3 separate regions of the Homo sapiens genome follow, and all the other regions are linked to region 2. Evidence: read pairs that join two places in POLR2A ChIA-PET (ENCODE). Cell type or tissue: CD4-positive, alpha-beta T cell. All regions are shown on one strand. Region 1 holds the start of ARID3A (AT-rich interaction domain 3A). Region 2 holds the start of WDR18 (WD repeat domain 18). Region 3 overlaps R3HDM4 (R3H domain containing 4).

What was found. Peaks named below come from ENCODE experiments on the same cell type or tissue, not always from the same donor. Only the 100,000 strongest peaks of a DNase experiment are listed, where the experiment ranks them.
Region 1: POLR2A ChIA-PET joins it to region 2 with 19 read pairs; 30 of 35 experiments call an interaction of 5 or more read pairs at or near these places.
Region 3: POLR2A ChIA-PET joins it to region 2 with 11 read pairs; 18 of 35 experiments call an interaction of 5 or more read pairs at or near these places.

Annotation. Positions count from the first base shown.
Region 1 is chr19:922,605-927,604 of GRCh38, forward strand. It overlaps ARID3A (AT-rich interaction domain 3A), which reads left to right and starts at 3,431. Exons shown (of 9, transcript NM_005224.3): 1 at 3,431-3,455. RefSeq lists silencers at 2,291-2,380, 2,471-3,400, 3,491-3,560, 3,981-4,220, 4,208-4,400 and an enhancer at 3,605-4,365. In CD4-positive, alpha-beta T cell, no CTCF peak of the experiment used is centred here; DNase peaks (open chromatin) are centred at 3,087, 3,427, 4,397, 4,737 and 2 weaker places; H3K4me3 peaks cover 2,980 bases.
Region 2 is chr19:982,345-987,344 of GRCh38, forward strand. It overlaps WDR18 (WD repeat domain 18), which reads left to right and starts at 2,001. Exons shown (of 10, transcript NM_024100.4): 1 at 2,001-2,219; 2 at 3,521-3,631. The coding sequence starts at 2,010. RefSeq lists silencers at 267-656, 1,821-1,910 and enhancers at 1,595-2,536, 1,961-2,110, 2,141-2,320. In CD4-positive, alpha-beta T cell, CTCF peaks have their summits at 546 (motif pointing left) and 745; DNase peaks (open chromatin) are centred at 547, 1,335, 1,977, 2,317 and 1 weaker place; H3K4me3 peaks cover 1,407 bases; H3K27ac peaks cover 871 bases.
Region 3 is chr19:907,436-912,435 of GRCh38, forward strand. The region is part of intron 1 of R3HDM4 (R3H domain containing 4); the gene reads right to left. Among named protein-coding and RNA genes, the nearest start is that of R3HDM4, 3.3 kb to the right of the region's middle. RefSeq lists an enhancer at 1,834-2,128. In CD4-positive, alpha-beta T cell, no CTCF peak of the experiment used is centred here; DNase peaks (open chromatin) are centred at 26, 1,356, 1,946, 2,446 and 1 weaker place; H3K4me3 peaks cover 2,142 bases; H3K27ac peaks cover 3,259 bases.

The DNA.
Region 1 (5,000 bases), 60 kb before region 2:
CAGTGGTGTGATCATGGCTCACTGCAGCCTCGACCTCCTGGGCTCAAGCAATCCTCTTGCCTCGGCCTCCCGAGTAGCTGGGACTACAGGTGTGTGCCACCACAATTGGCTAATTTTTGTATTTTTTGTAGAGATGGGGTCTTGTTACGTTGCCCAGGCTAGTCTCAAACTCCGGGGCTCAAGAGATCCTCCTTTCTCAGCTTCCCAAAGTGCTAGGATTACAGTCTTGAGCCACGGTGGTCAGCCTTAATTTTTTTATTTTATAAATTTTTTGTGGAGACAGGGTCTATGCCCAGGCTCATCTTGAATACCTAGCCTTAGGCCATCCTCCCGCCTAAGCCTCCCAAAGTCTGGGATTACAGGCGTGAGCCACTGTGCTGAGCTCTCTTCTTTTTTTTTTTTTTTTTTTTGAGACAGAGTCTCCTTCTGTCTCCCAGGCTGGTGTGCAGTGGTGTGATCTTGGCTCATTGCAACCTCCGCCTCCCAGGTTCAAGCTATTCTCCTGCCTCAGCCTCCCGAGTAGCTGGGATTACAGATGCCTGCCACCATGTCCGGCTAATTGTTTTGTATTTTTAATAGAGGCGGGGTTTCACCATGTTGGCCAGGCTGGTTTCGAACTCCTGACCTCAAGTGATCCACCTGCCTTGGCCTCCCAAAGTGCTGGGATTACAGGTGTGAGCCACCAGGCCCAGCCCTAGTTTGGGCTTTTTAACCTGCAGAGCTGTGGGAGCGGGATCTGGGGGGTTTTATGAGGATGTCCCCTACCTGAGTGCAGAGTAGAGAACCGGTCCAGTGACCAGCAGGGTTGGGGGAGGATCACGCTGTTTTTGTGTGGGGGAGGTTCCCAAAGCCCCAGGCGCCCCCAGGAGATGGTCTGGCTGGGAAACCTTCAGAGCTAGGGCTGCTGTGCCCCCAGGAGATGGTCTGGCTGGGAAACCTTCAGAGCTGGGGCTGCTGTGCCCCCGGTAGATGGTCTGGTTAGGAAATGTTTAAAGCTGGGGCTGCTGTGCCCAATGCACAGCTTGAGAAAGAGACTGGGAGAGGTCTGTACTGATCTAAATCCACACTGCTGCCTACCCCTGCGGGGCATGAGGGCATCTGGAATATGGTGGAGCCAGCTAGTCTGCGTAGACATTCCCGGCTCCCTCTCTGGGCTAAAAATAGGAGCCCCCTCACTGCAGGCAGCTGCCATCCTGCATCCCCTCACCCCCCTGCGCGGCCCCTTTGGGGGAAGCTGCAGCCAGCTACCCGGATCACAGCTTCCTCCTGGGAAACGGGTAGGGGCTCTACCCTTCCTGCCCTGGGGGTAATTATGCCCCCACCCTGTGCCCTTCCCTTTGAACAAAGGGCAGCCTAATCCAGAACAGGATGGTGAAAGGGTTGAATTAACATTGGCCCATTTTATAGAGGGATAAACTGAGGCACAGACAGGCCCATGCACCTGCCCTCCAGGTGCCTTTCGGGTCTGCTGGCCTCCAGGTGCTCCATCGTAGGTGGGAGGGACTTCCTGCACCTTCAGACCTGAGCTGGGTCCTGGCCCGAGAAGGGGGTACTCCCACACCCCTTTATCCCGCTGCAGGGAGCGTCTCTCCAAAGCACCCCCAACCTGGGGCAGGTGTCTCAGGCCTCTCCATCGGAGATAGGGGTGGCAGCTGGGTTTGGTGTTTAATATAGCCTTATGGTGGAGGCCTCTCAGACACCTGCCGCCATTAGGTTACACGTGGCCCTGGGGCTGGAAGGCTGGATTCAGGCCTTGTTGTCGGGGGCAGCTCTCCTGCCGGCAGTTTTTTGTTTTGTTTTGTTTTTGAGGTGGAGTCTCACTGTGTCACCCAGGCTGGAGTGCAGTGGCGCGATCTCGGCTCACTGCGACTTCCACCTCCCGGATTCAAGCGATTCTCCTACCTCAGCCTCCCAAGTAGCTGGGACTACAGGCGCGCGCCACCATGCCCGGCTGATTTCTGTATTTTTAGTACAGATGGGGTTTCACCTTGTTGGCCAGGCTGGTCTCGAACTCCTGACCTCTGATGATCCGCCCACCTCCGCCTCCCAAGGTGTTAAGATGACAGGCGTGAGCCACCGCGCCGGCCCCGGTTGCAGTTTTGTGGAGGGAGGAGGTGCAACTAGGTGGAAGGACAGAGAGAAAGTTGCAATGCCGTGTGCTAGTCTAGGGAAAGGGGAGGGAGACGACTACAACCCCGCCCCCAACACTCAGGACCGGGGACCCGAGCCCGCCAGAGACCCTCCACAAGTGAGGGTCCCCCGGGGTGGCCCCTGCCCGCCCTCCAGGCTCCCCTGGGGCTCACGTCCGGGCTGGAGCCTGGGCCTCTGCGCTTAGCCCCCTGGGGTCGCTTCCCGCGCACACAGCTCCCTGCAGAGCACGCGTCCCCCTCCCGACCGCCTTCCTTGCACCCCGCTCGGTGCCTCAGTTTCCTGCTCTGCGCAGTGGCGACAAGAAGGTTGCCAACTACAGAGAGGAGTGAGGGCTGGAGACGTGCAGGGACCTCCCTGGAGGGAGGCGCGGGGCACGTGGTTGGGCAAGCGACCGCTCAGACCGTGTAAGTCATCACCACCTTCACGGGGGGGTGGTGGGCAGCCGAGCTCCCGACGCTGGTGACAGCCGGGCCGGGCAGGGTCGTCCTGGTTTCACAAAGGGGCTCCGGGTCCCAGCGCGCACCTCCCCACGCCCGCGCCGAGCCCCCGTCTGCAGCCCGTCCCTCCCCAGAGGGAGGCCGGCGGGACCCTGGTTCCCTCCCTCCGACGCCGCCCGCCCAGCTCTGCACCGGGTCTTTCAAGCCCATTTCTCAGACTTGGAAACGGCGGCTCCGGAGAGTGAAGTCACTCTCTCAGGGTCTCTCCGTCTAAGGGGCGAAGGTGAAACTCCGAGTCCACGAGGCCCAGCGTAGGTGCTCCGTAAGAAGGGAAGAGACTTGGTCCCGGATCTGGCTCCGATGCCTCCGGCCAGCCCGCCCAGGCGGAGCCCCAGTCAGTCCCCTCTTCTTCCCCCGGGGCGCTCCCGCCCCAGCCCCTGCCCCCGGCACCCTCTGCGCTTGGGGCCGCGTCGCGCACTTTGCCCACCGTCCCTAGGCCGGGGGCGGGGCCTCCCGCGGCGCTGTTCCCCTTCCCGTTTATTATTTATTATCCTTTAAAGGGGCCGCGACCTGAAAATTTCCGTCCACTCTGCCCGGCTCCCCAGCGCCCCCGGGCTGGTTGCGCGTCGTCAGACCGCGGGAGGGGGGCGAGGGGGCGTGCGGGGAAAAGTGGGGAGCCCTGGCGAGGCCCTCCCGCGCCCGGGCCGCGGCGCTGAATCACCGGCCAGGTATTTGCATCCGAGAGCGACTCGTCCCCTGGTGATTTGTCTGGGGGTGGGGGAGGGGCGGGGCGGGGGCCGGCCGCGCGCGGGGCGCCTCTTACCAATCGGGCGGAGGGGTGTAGACGCGGACGCGGCTGGCGGCTCGGTGAGTCGGCGCGCGGCACAGCCCCGTGGGTCGGGGGCCGGGAGCCAGCGGCGCGCACCGGCGGCTGGAAGCCAGGCGGGCCCGGGCAGGCCGACCCCAGGCGCGGGGCGCGCGCCCCACTACGAGCCGCCCTGCGCGGTAAGGCTGGGGAGCGCGCTGGCCGTTCCCAGCGCGGGTTCCGGTGCCGGGGTGGGCGCAGTGCGTCCTGGAAGCCAAAGAAGGGGGTCCCCAAAGTTGGGCGGAGATGTTGGTGGGGGTCCCGGACTGGGAAGGCGGCCCTGGCGGGCTGGGGTTCGGGGAGTTTTCTCTGCACCCCGCTTGGAGACTTCACTCCCCACTGGATCAATCGCTCAGGGGCGAGCAGGGGCGATCGGGGGTCGCGAGTGCGCGCCCCCCCCTCCCCAGCGGAAGGAAATGGTCTCTGCGCGCGCGCGGGGGGCTGCACCCCGATATTTTATTTCATTTTTATTCTTTCTCCCCGAAATCAGGGATTTATTCGGGAGCCCAGAGAGGAGGGAGGGTAGTTCCCGGCGAGCCTCCCCAGCCGGGCTGGTTTATTTATAAAGTGTCCGCCCCAGCGCAGAGAGGGGCCCCCGGGGGAGACACCGCGGCCCCCGGGCGCCGGGGTGGGTTGGGCCCGGGCGCCCGGTTCCTCGGCGGGGATACCCAGGAAGAGCCCCCTGACCCGTTTCAGGGCCCCCCAGACACAAAAGCGGGCGCAGGAAGCGCTGGGAGCGCGCGTTTGTCAACTCCAACGCTCGGCGCCGGCCCCGGGCGGCGGGTTCAATTATCTTCCGTTTTTAGGCGCTCGGGCTGGAGGGGTTCCCCCCCCCATGCAAATCGGCCGCTTTCCAAGAAGCCTTTGAAATCCGGACCAGGGTTTCTGTCTTCTTATTTCTTCTCCTTCTTGAGTTTTTTTCTCACTTCCTCCAGGCCCCCCCAACCCAGGACTTTCTTAGCCCCCTCCCCAGCTTTCTGCCCCGCCCCTCCCCCTCCTCTTCCCTTCGTGGAGTGAGGGGCCCCTTTCGCCACCCGCGGGCCCGGGGCCTTGCACAACTCTTTAAATAACCATGTTTTGCAAGGCCCGCGCCGAGCGGGTGACCTCTCTCCGGAGGCCTGGGGGGAGGAGGGTGTGGCCCAGGATCCCTCCGCCCCCCACCCCTGCCTGGTCCAACGACCACCCAGCGCCCCGTCCCAGCCTCTCCCTTGGGGCTGTCATAAAATGGGGGTGGGGGTCGAGGACAAAGGGCTCTTGGGGGGAGGGGTCTGAAGGGGGTGGGCGTAGCTAGTTTAGGGTTATGGCGGCGATGGGGGGGCACCCAGCCCTGACCTAGGGGGGAATCTGGGATCCCCACCTGCCCCCTCCACCGGCCCCAACGTGGAGGTCTGTCCTGCTCCCCTCCCCCACCCGGCGACCCGGAAGGGTCATTAAACCCAGCAGGGCTCGGAGCGGGCTGGTGGGGGGAGTGGCTTCCTTTGGCCTCTTCCTTCTGTGCCCCCAAAGAGGGGGGGCTTTGCTTGGAGCTCTTCCGTGGGGGGGGCCTT
Region 2 (5,000 bases):
GGCCGAGACGGGCAGATCACCTGAGGTCAGGAGTTCGAGACCAGCCTGGCCAACGTGGTGAAACTCCGTCTCTACTAAAAATACAAAACTTAGCTGGGCGTGGCGGCTCACACCTGTAATCCCAGCTACTCGGGAGGCTGAGACAGGAGAATCGCTTGAACCCGGGAGGCAGAGGTAGCAGTGAGCCGAGATCGCACCATTGCACTCCAACCTGGGCCACAGAGCAAGACTGTCGCAAAATAAAGAAAGAAAATAAAAATGAGGTTGGAGGAAACTCTGGAGGCACAGCAGGTCCTTGGATTGGACTCCCTCCCTCCCTCCCAGGATAAAATGAAATCCAGGCCTCGTTCACACGGCCCTGCACGGCCCGGCCCCGCTCCGTGGTCCTGCCCCAGGGCCTTCGCACGGGCCTGCCCCGCACACGGTTCTCTGGGGGTCGCTGGCTCCCCGCTCAAACGGCCCCTCCTGCCGACCAGGCGGGTCCCCGGGGCCGCCCTCCCTCTGGCCTGGGCTCGGGGTCGGTGGCTCGCGCCTGCCACCTGGCGGCCAGCGGGGCTGCGGCGCCGCACGCTCTGGCACCAGCCTCCTGCCCCGGCCGTGCCCTCCGCCGGGAGCCGCGGACCAGGAGTCGCACCGCCTCCGGGGACCGCACCCCGCATGCAGCCTCCAGCCCCTGCCTCTTGCTGCTCGAGGGCACACGACCCAGGTCAGCTGCAACCCCCGGGCGGAAATCCCGACTTTTAAATGAATGCTCCCTTTTTATCCCTTTTTAAGGGGTTGGCAACTAATTGCACATTTTAAATCATACTGTTTTTAGGCCGGACGTTGTGGCTGAAGCCTGTAATCCCAGCGGTTTAAGAGGCCAAGGCCTAAGCCCAGGTGTTGGAGACCAGCCTGAGCAACACAGTGAGACCCCCCATCTCTACTAGATATATATTTAGTATAAATAAATAATAGATATATGTTTTTCTTTGAGACAGAGTCTCATTCGCCCAGGCTGGAGTGCCTGGGATCTCGGCTCACTGAGACCTCCGCCTCCCGGGTTCAAGCGATTCTCCTGCCTCAGCCTCCCACCACGCCCGGCTTTTTGTACTTTTTGTAAAGACGGGGTTTCGCCATGTTGGCCAGGGTAGTCTCGAACTCCTGATCTCAGGTAATCCACCCACCTCGGCCTCCCAAAGTGCTGGGATTACAGGCCTGAGCCAAAGCGCCCGGCCTTTTTTTTTTTTTGAATGCCGTTTTCAGACATGGTCCGTGACGGGCAGCCGTGACATGAAGTTAGACCCTGCTTGGCTCGGACAGAACTGGCGACTTGTTTGACCTACACCAAGCTATCCGACTAATAATTTAGATGTTGAGGCCCCTAAAGAGGGGTCAAGGGGGAGGCAGATGTCGACCAATAAGGAAACACTGGGCCGGGCGCGGTGGCTCACGCCTGTAATCCCAGCACTTTGGCAGGCCGAGCTGGGAGGATCACTTGAGCTCAGGAGTTCGAGGCCAGCCTGGGCAGGACAGTGAGACCCTGGCTCTACAAAACTAAATAAATAAGGAAGCAGTGAATTCCAATGTATTCATCGCCAACTAGCCATGTTGCTGGGTGTGCGCTCTCTCTTTTAGGCGCAATGTGTCATTTAGGCCTGTGACGTCGGAACTTTATTATTTGAACATTTAAAAATAAATGAATCCAAGAGCTTGAGTCACTTGGCCAAAAATGCCCAGGAGGAAAAGGCCAAGTCAGGTACCCCGGCTCTAGAGCTACTAACTGATCGCCGGAGACCCTGGGCCTTGGAAGAAGTCGCCTCCCCAGATCTCTAAGCAGGCCGCGCGACCCTCGAGTCTCAGGTAAGCGGGAAATCCCACTTCACAAGAAAGCCCCTCTCTCCGAGGCACGGGCGCATGCGCGGGTCGGCCACCCGCTGGGGCCGCGGGGCCGCCGCTCTGGCCCGCGTGGGGCAGTCGTCCGCGTCTCGCTCATGATGACGCACGTCCGGGGCGGTGGGGAAGGCAAGATGGCGGCGCCCATGGAGGTGGCCGTGTGTACGGACTCGGCGGCCCCGATGTGGAGCTGCATCGTGTGGGAACTTCACTCGGGCGCCAACCTGCTCACCTACCGCGGCGGCCAGGCGGGACCCCGCGGCCTGGCGCTGCTCAATGGCGAGTATCTGCTGGCGGCGCAGCTGGGCAAGAATTACATCAGCGCCTGGGAGCTCCAGCGGAAGGTGCGGCGGTGCGGTCTCGCTGCTGGGGTCATGGGGCGCCCGAGGCTGAAGTCGGGGGATGGGTTGGTGGGGGCCGCGTGCACCCTTAGTCGGAATTGGCGTGGGGAGGGGAGGTGGTCTCCGTTCGGGCGCTCTGCGCATGCGCGGGTCTGGGGGCTTTGGGGAGATACGTGCGACCTGTTAGGCCGCTCTGCGCACGCGCGGGGCTCAGGCCTGAGCTGCTATGGGGGCAGTGGGGGAAAATGGGAGACGCTCCGGGGGGTCCCTTGGGGCAATTGCGCATGCACGAGTTCTTGGAGCGCGAAATTTGATTAAAAGGGGCCTATGAGCTCTGTGGATGTTGTGGTTCTGGAGGAAAAGGGAGAAGGACCAAGGTCTGGGGGAGTCTCCCATGAAGGGGTGGCGCAGGAAACTCATGTTTATTCCTCCAATAAAGCAACAGATACTCACCGTCGCCCACAGTTTCCCCTCTACTCCCAAGCCCAAATGCAGCCAGTCCCTGAAGCTACTCGCTTCCCCCGTGTGCCCGCTGAGATCTCTTGGGACTGGCTCTGTGCTCCAGCATTGCCTGATGGAGTCTACACACAACTCATAAATTTCTCCCATTTTATTTTAGTTTTGAGACAGGGTCTCACTCTGTCGCTGAGGCTGGAGTGCAGTGGTGCGATCTCGGCTCACTGCAGCCTCTGCCTCTAGGGTTCAAGCGATTCTCGGGCCTCAGCCTCCTGAGTAGCTGCAACTACAGGCCCGCACCAACCACCACACCCGGCCCACATTTGTATTTTTTGTAGAGGCAGGGTTTCACCATGTTGGCCAGGCTGGTCTCGAACTCCTGACCTCAAGTGATCTGCCCACCTCAGCCTCCCAAAGTGCTGGGATTACAGCCGTGAGCCACCACGCCCGGCTGAGTTTTCCCATTTTAGAGAGGAGGAAGCTGAGGCTTGGGGTCTTAGGTTGGACATTATGGATAGAAGGATTGGGGCACAAGCCTACTGGGCTCTTGGGCCCCAGTGTCCTTCTGGATCCTCTTTGTTCTGTTCCTGTACTCCTCCCACCCAGGGCCCCTCTGACCCTCAGAGGAAGCACCAACCTCACATCTACCACCTCCAGCCTCGAAGCCTCTTGCAGGGGCGAACACTTCCTTGCTGGACCATGCATTTGCTCAAACCACCCTGCTCCCGACTCCTCTTCCTGGTTCTCTGACTTAGCCATTGCCCAGGCGTCCCCTCCCCTCGCCCTCCACTGCTGTAGTAGCTCCCGTGTCCTGCATGGGGCTCACGAGGCTGACTGTGCATCCTTAGGACCAGCTCCAGCAGAAGATCATGTGCCCCGGGCCTGTCACCTGTCTGACTGCATCACCCAATGGTCTCTACGTCCTGGCAGGAGTTGCAGAAAGCATCCACCTGTGGGAGGTAAGAGGAGCAAAGCGTGAGCGTTTCCCACAGGACATCTCAGCCCATCTGAGCTTTGCCTGCAGGGCACCAGGGAACAACCATGCGGCCTGGGGCCCTGGGATGGGTGACTGCTCAGGGGTTATAGCCTAAGCTTCACCCTGCTGCCTCCTTTCTCCAGGTCCCCTCGAGACTTGCGAATCCCAGACCAGCCCTAATCCTGCCTTGAGTGCTTGGATAGAGCCCGGTGCAGCCCAGTCCCCGGCACTCACACACCGCAGCATCTTCCAGGGCTAGCGGGCATCTCTTCCACGCAGGCGGCAGCGCCTGGCACTTGTGACTTGAAAGTTATAAAGGGCGGCCGGGCGCAGTGGCTCATGCCGGTAGTCAATGCAACCTCTGCCTCCCAGGTTCAAGCAATCCTCCTGTCTCAGTCTCCTGAGTAGCTGGGATTCCAGGCGCCCACCACCACACCTGGCTAATTTGTTTGTATTTAGTAGAGAAGGGCTTCACAATGTTGGTCAGGCTGGTCTCCAACTCCTGACCTCAGGTGATCCACCCGCCTCGGCCCCCCAGAGTAGTGGGATTACAGGCGTGAGCCACCGCGCCCGGCCAGTGCCTCCTTTTTCTTACCGCTGGACCAACCAGGTGACAGCAACTCCTAGACACACTCACAGCCCGGATCCTGCCATGCTCTCACTGCGAGACAGAGTGAACTGTTCAGGCTTTGCATTTAGGCCAGCTTCTCAGCTCTGCCCTGGTGAGGGGAAGCAGCCCTGGATGATGTGTGAGTGAGTGGGCACAGAGATGTGCCAGGGAGACTTCATTCACAAAGTCAGGCCTCTTGGAGTTTGGCCCATACCGTAGCTGTGGCGTTAGATCACCGGCTGTGTTGTCACAAATGGTCCATTATATTTCGGGGGAGACCTGCCCTCAACCCCACATAGAGCAGGGCAGACAGTACAAGATCTGGGGCCAGAAGACCCAAAGGTAACCATGTTTCTGCCCTTCCTGACCTTGTCCTTGCTTCCCTCAGTGGGCTGCTCAGAGAACTGAGAGGGCTGGGTGGGCATGAGCATTCTCGGAGAGATAAAAAAGCCACCAGGGGATGGGCATGGCGGCTCATGCCTGGAATCCCAGCACTTTGGGAGGCTGAGACGGGCAGATCACTTGAGGCCAGGAGTTCAAGACTAGCCTGGGTAACATGGTGAAAACCCATGTCTGCAAAAAATAGAAAAATTAGCTGGGCATGGTGGCATACACCTATAGTCCCAGCTTTTTGGGAGGCTGAGGCATGAGAATCACTTGAATCCGAGAGGCGGAAGTTGCAGTGAGATGAGATTGTACCACTGCACTCCAGCCTGGGTGACAGAGCAAGACCTTGTCTCCA
Region 3 (5,000 bases), 75 kb before region 2:
TCGGGGAAGTCAGAGGGGGCGGGGCTCGGTGACACAGCTCAAGCCCTCCCAGCAAGGGGCCTGGTATCACCCCATATTACAGATGAAGGATCTGAGGCTTGGAGAGGTGGGGCTGTCCCCCGTCACCACCCAGACAATGCAAGGAGCTGGATGTGAACCTGGGTCTGACCCAGAACCCCAGAGCTACCCTGCTTCCCTCACCACCCCTCATACCAAAGCCCCACAGGCCTCTCCTCCAGGCCCACAAGGACCTGCCTGGTCCTTCCCCTGCTCCAGCACAGCCCATGGCTCCCCAGCATCCCAGGGCCAGGCCTGGCTCCCCCTTGGCCTAGCACTGCAACACGAGGGCTTTCGCCTGTTTTGTTTGGTATCTGAGGGCTCGCCACCCTCCCCTGGGTCTCTAGTGCTGAGCTGAGCACTGGAAATCGAGTCCCACCATCAGATGGAGCTGGCTGACTTCAACCAGTTTCCAGCAGGAAATTAAGAAACATCTTCAAGCTTGTCATCCCAGCACTTTGGGAGGCCGAGGCGGGCGGATCATGAGGTCAAGAGATGGAGACCATCCTGGCCAACATGGTAAAACCCTGTCTCTACAAAAATACAAAAATTAGCCAGGAGTGGTGGCGCACGCCTGTAGTCCCAGCTACTTGGGAGGCTGAGGCAGGAGAATCGCTTGGACCTGGGAAGTGGAGGTTGCAGTGAGCTGAGATCGCACCACTGCACTCCAGCCTGAGTGACACAGCAAGACTCTGTCTCCCAAAAAAACAAAAACAAAAACAAAAACAAAAAAACATCTGGCCTCTGGGGTAGACAGGGGGGCCTGGGAGTCACCGACACTCCTCTCCAGAAATGGAAGGAACAGGAAGACCACATCAAAATCCCCATGCCTGGCCGGGCGCAGTGGTTCACACTTCTAATCCCAGCACTTTGGGAGGCTGAGGCAGGTGGATCACTTGAGGCCAAGAGTTCGAGACCAGCCTGGCCAACATGGTGAAACTCCCGTCTCTACTAAAAATACAAAAAAATTATCTGGGCATAGTGGTGGGCGCCTGTGGTCCCAGCTACTCAGGAGGCTGAGGCAGGAGAATCACTTGAACCTGGGAGATGAAGTCTGCAGTGAGCCGAGATCACAACACTGCACTCCAGGCTGGGTGACAGAATGAGACTGTCTCAAAAAAAATAAAAATAAAATAAAAAATAAAAAAATCCCACGTCCAGCCACAGGCCCCTCCTCACAGTGCTCCAAACTCAGGGAGCCCCGGTCTCTGCCTGATGCACCTGCTCATTCCAGCCTCAGCTCTGTGTTCACCACCCCCAGGAACGGCCCCGCCCCCCACCTAGCCCAGTCAGCCTTACCAGGAAGCTCTGGAAACCAACCGGCCCCAGCCGGCCCGTTTACTTCTTTGCTCCTTAATCACTAGCTCACTAGGCCCACAGAACAAGACAGGGTCCGCCCCCCGCCCACCGCCGCCCCCCGGTCCTGGCCTGTGACCGGCCCACAGCGGCGCTCACTGCCTGTTTGTTGAATGAAGAACTAAACTTCTGTTGACACACCTCCCAAGGGCTGGTTCATCTGTTTCCCACGCCACTCAACAAGACCACTTTACAGACGAGGAAACTGAGGACCCAGCGGGGGTATCTGAGGCTTCCTGGACCCTGAAGGCTCGAGGATGTGTGTCCACAGAAGAGGGGGGCAGCCCAAGCTGGGGAGCTGCTGGAGTTTGGGGGAACAGGCCTCCCGGCCACTCCCAATTCTACTCCTTGCAGATTTTGAGAGGGGAACTGTGAACCCTCAGTCCCTCGAGCAAAAACACACCTTTCCCAGCACTGGTCCCTCCCCCAGGAACCCACTAGAGACAGCAAGAGAGGAACCGACTTGTGCATCAGGAAGCCAGGGCTCAGGGCGGAGGTGACTCAGCCTGGGGTGGGGCAGACTGCGGCGGCCCCCAGCAGTCCCCAACCCCCCACCAGGACACAGCTGGCAGGTAAACACCCAGAGACTGACGGCTGAGAGCGGAAACATGAGTGTATTTACATAGTTACATAGGAGTCACTACACCTGGGCTTCAAGACCAGGGTGCCAGGCGTGGTGGTTCACGCCTGCAATCCCAGCACTTTGGGAGGCCGAGGCAGGTGGATCACCTGAGGTCAGGAGTTTGAGACCAGCCTGACCAACATAGTGAAACCCCGTCTCTACTAAAATTACAAAAATTAGCCAGGCGTGGTGGCACATGCCTGTAATCCCAGCTACTCAGGAGGCTGAGGCAGGAGAATCGCTTGAACCTGGGAGGCAAAGGTTACCATGAGCTGAGATCGCGCCACTGCACTCCAGCCTGGGTGACAGAGCAAGAACCTGTCCCCCCAACCCCCACCAAAAACAAAAAAAACAGAAGACTCAGGAAGAAGAGCCCATTTTGAGGGTAAATGCCCACACCAGGTGGTTCAAGGCCCCCTTAGAGGAGACGTTACGTGGGTGCAGTGGCTCACGCCTGTAATCCCAGCACTTTGTGAGCCCAAGGCAGGTGGATTCCTTGAGTCGAGGAGTTCGAGACCAGCCTAGGCAACATAGTAAGACCCTCGTCTCTACAACAAATTAAAAAATTAGCCAGGCCGGGCGCAGTGGCTCATGCCTGTAATCCCAGCACTTTGGGAGGCCAAGGCCGGTGGATCACCTGAGGTTGGGAGTTCGAGACCAGCCTGACCAATATGGAGAAACTCCGTTTCTACTAAAAATACAAAATTAGCTGGGTGCGGTGGCACATGCCTGTAATCCCAGCTACTCAGGAGGCTGAGGGAGGAGAATCGCTTGAACCTGGGAGGCAGAGGTTGCAGTGAGCCGAGATCGCACTACTGTACTCCAGCCTGGGCAACAAGAGCGAAACCATCTCAAAAAAAAAAAAATAGCCGGCATGGTGGTGCACACCTGTGGTCCTAGCTACTCGGGAGGCTGGGGCAGGAGGATCGCCTGAGCCCGCAGGTGGAGGATGCAGTGAGCTGTGATCAAACCTGGGTGATAGAGTGAGACCCTGTATTAATAATACTACTACTAGGCCGGGCGTGGTAGCTCACGCCTGTAATCCCAACACTTTGGGAGGCCGAGGAGGCAGGATGGCTTGAGCCCAGAAGTTTGAGACCAGCTTGGACAAGTTAGCAAGACCCTGTCTCTAATATGAAAAACAAAAACAAAAACAAAAAAAAAGCATCCTCTGCTCCAGCCTGGCCAATAGACCGAGACTCTGTCTCCAATCAATTAACCAATCAACCAATCAAAGACGCATCCTTTCTCCTTCAGATACAAATCACCTCGGTAGAGATGGGTATGGCCTCTGAGTGGAGATAATAGTGATGATATAATAAACATAATAACGATGATAGTAATAAATGATCATTTAAAAATAATACTAGCCGGCGCGGTGGCTCACGCCTGTAATCCCAGCACTTTGGGAGGCCAAGGCGGGCAGATCACAAGGTCAAGAGATCGAGACCATCCTGGCTCACACGGCAAAACCCCCGTCTCTACTAAAAATACAAAAAAATTAGCCGGGCGCGGTGGCGGGCACCTGTAGTCCCAGCTACTCGGGAGGCTGAGGCAGGAGAATGGCGTGAACCCAGGAGGCGGAGCTTGCAGTGAGCCGAGATCGCCCCACTGCACTCCAGCCTGGACGACAGAGTGAGACTCTGTCTCAAAAAAATAAACAAATAAATAAATAAATACAAATAATACTAAAGACCGGGTGCGGTGGCTCACGCCTGTAATCCCAGCACTTTGGGAGGCCGAGGCAAGCAGATCGTGAGGTCAGGAAATCAAGACCATCCTGGCCAACATGATGAAACCCCATCTCTACTAAAAATACAACAATTAGCTGAACGTGGTGGCGGGCGCCTGTAATCCCAGGTACTGGGGAGGCTGCCGCAGGAGAATCGCTTGAACCCAGGAGGTGGAGGTTGCAGTGAATGAAGATCGTGCCACTGCACTCCAGCCTGGGCGATAGAGCGAGACTCCGTCTCAAAATATTAATACTACTAAAATAACCAATAAAACATTAACGATAATTAGTAATGAGACAACGGACACTCCTGTTTGCTGGGCCCGCCGCAGTGCCAGCTCGGTAACCCCCACCACTCGGAGAAGAGGCCACACTTACTATCCCATTTTACAGAAGGGGAAACTGAGGCATGGAAGCATGAAATAACCTGCCCAGGTGGCGCCGTCCGCACACGGAGGAGGCAGGAACGGAACACGCGCCGCCTCCTCGCCCTCCACCAACACGGACCCCAGGGGCGCACCCTGGGTCCCCGGGTCCCTGTGCGGGCCGGGGTGACACACGGCTGACCCCCGCACAGACCGCCCCGCTTCCGGGTCCCCCGGGAAGGACGCGCGGGCTCCTGCTTGCCAGGTTTTAACCCACAAGGGTTGTAGGGATTTACCCAAAGGAGAGCAAGGAGCCGGGTCTGCCCGGAAAGGCAGGGGGCGCGGACAAGCCCAGAGGGCGAGTGGGGCCGGGCGTGCGGCAGGGACCAGGCTGGAGCGCATGGCCACGTGGGTGAACCCCGACCCGCGGACAGGGGCCCAGGACCCTCTGGCGGGAGGCTCCATGGCTGGCACCTCGGGGCCCGGGGAGTGGGGGGGCAGACCCGGGAGTGGGGGCGCGGCCCCGGGGAGGTGGGGGGGGGGGTGGACCAGGGAGTTGGGGGGCGGACTGGGGAGGTGGGGGGACGGACCCGGGAGTGTGGGGGGCGGACCAGGGAGTTGGGGGACTGACCGGGGAGTGGGGGGACAGACCCGGGAGTGGGGGCGCGGCCCCGGGGAGGTGGGGGGGGTGGACCAGGGAGTTGGGGGGCGGACTGGGGAGTGGGGGGACAGACCCGGGAGTCGGGGCGTGGGCCAGGGCAGTGGGGGGGTCGGACAGAGGAGTTGGGGGGCGGGCCCGGGAGTGGGGGCGCGGACCCGGGAGTGGGGGCGAAGACCAGAGAGTAGGGGCACGGACCAGGGAGTTGGG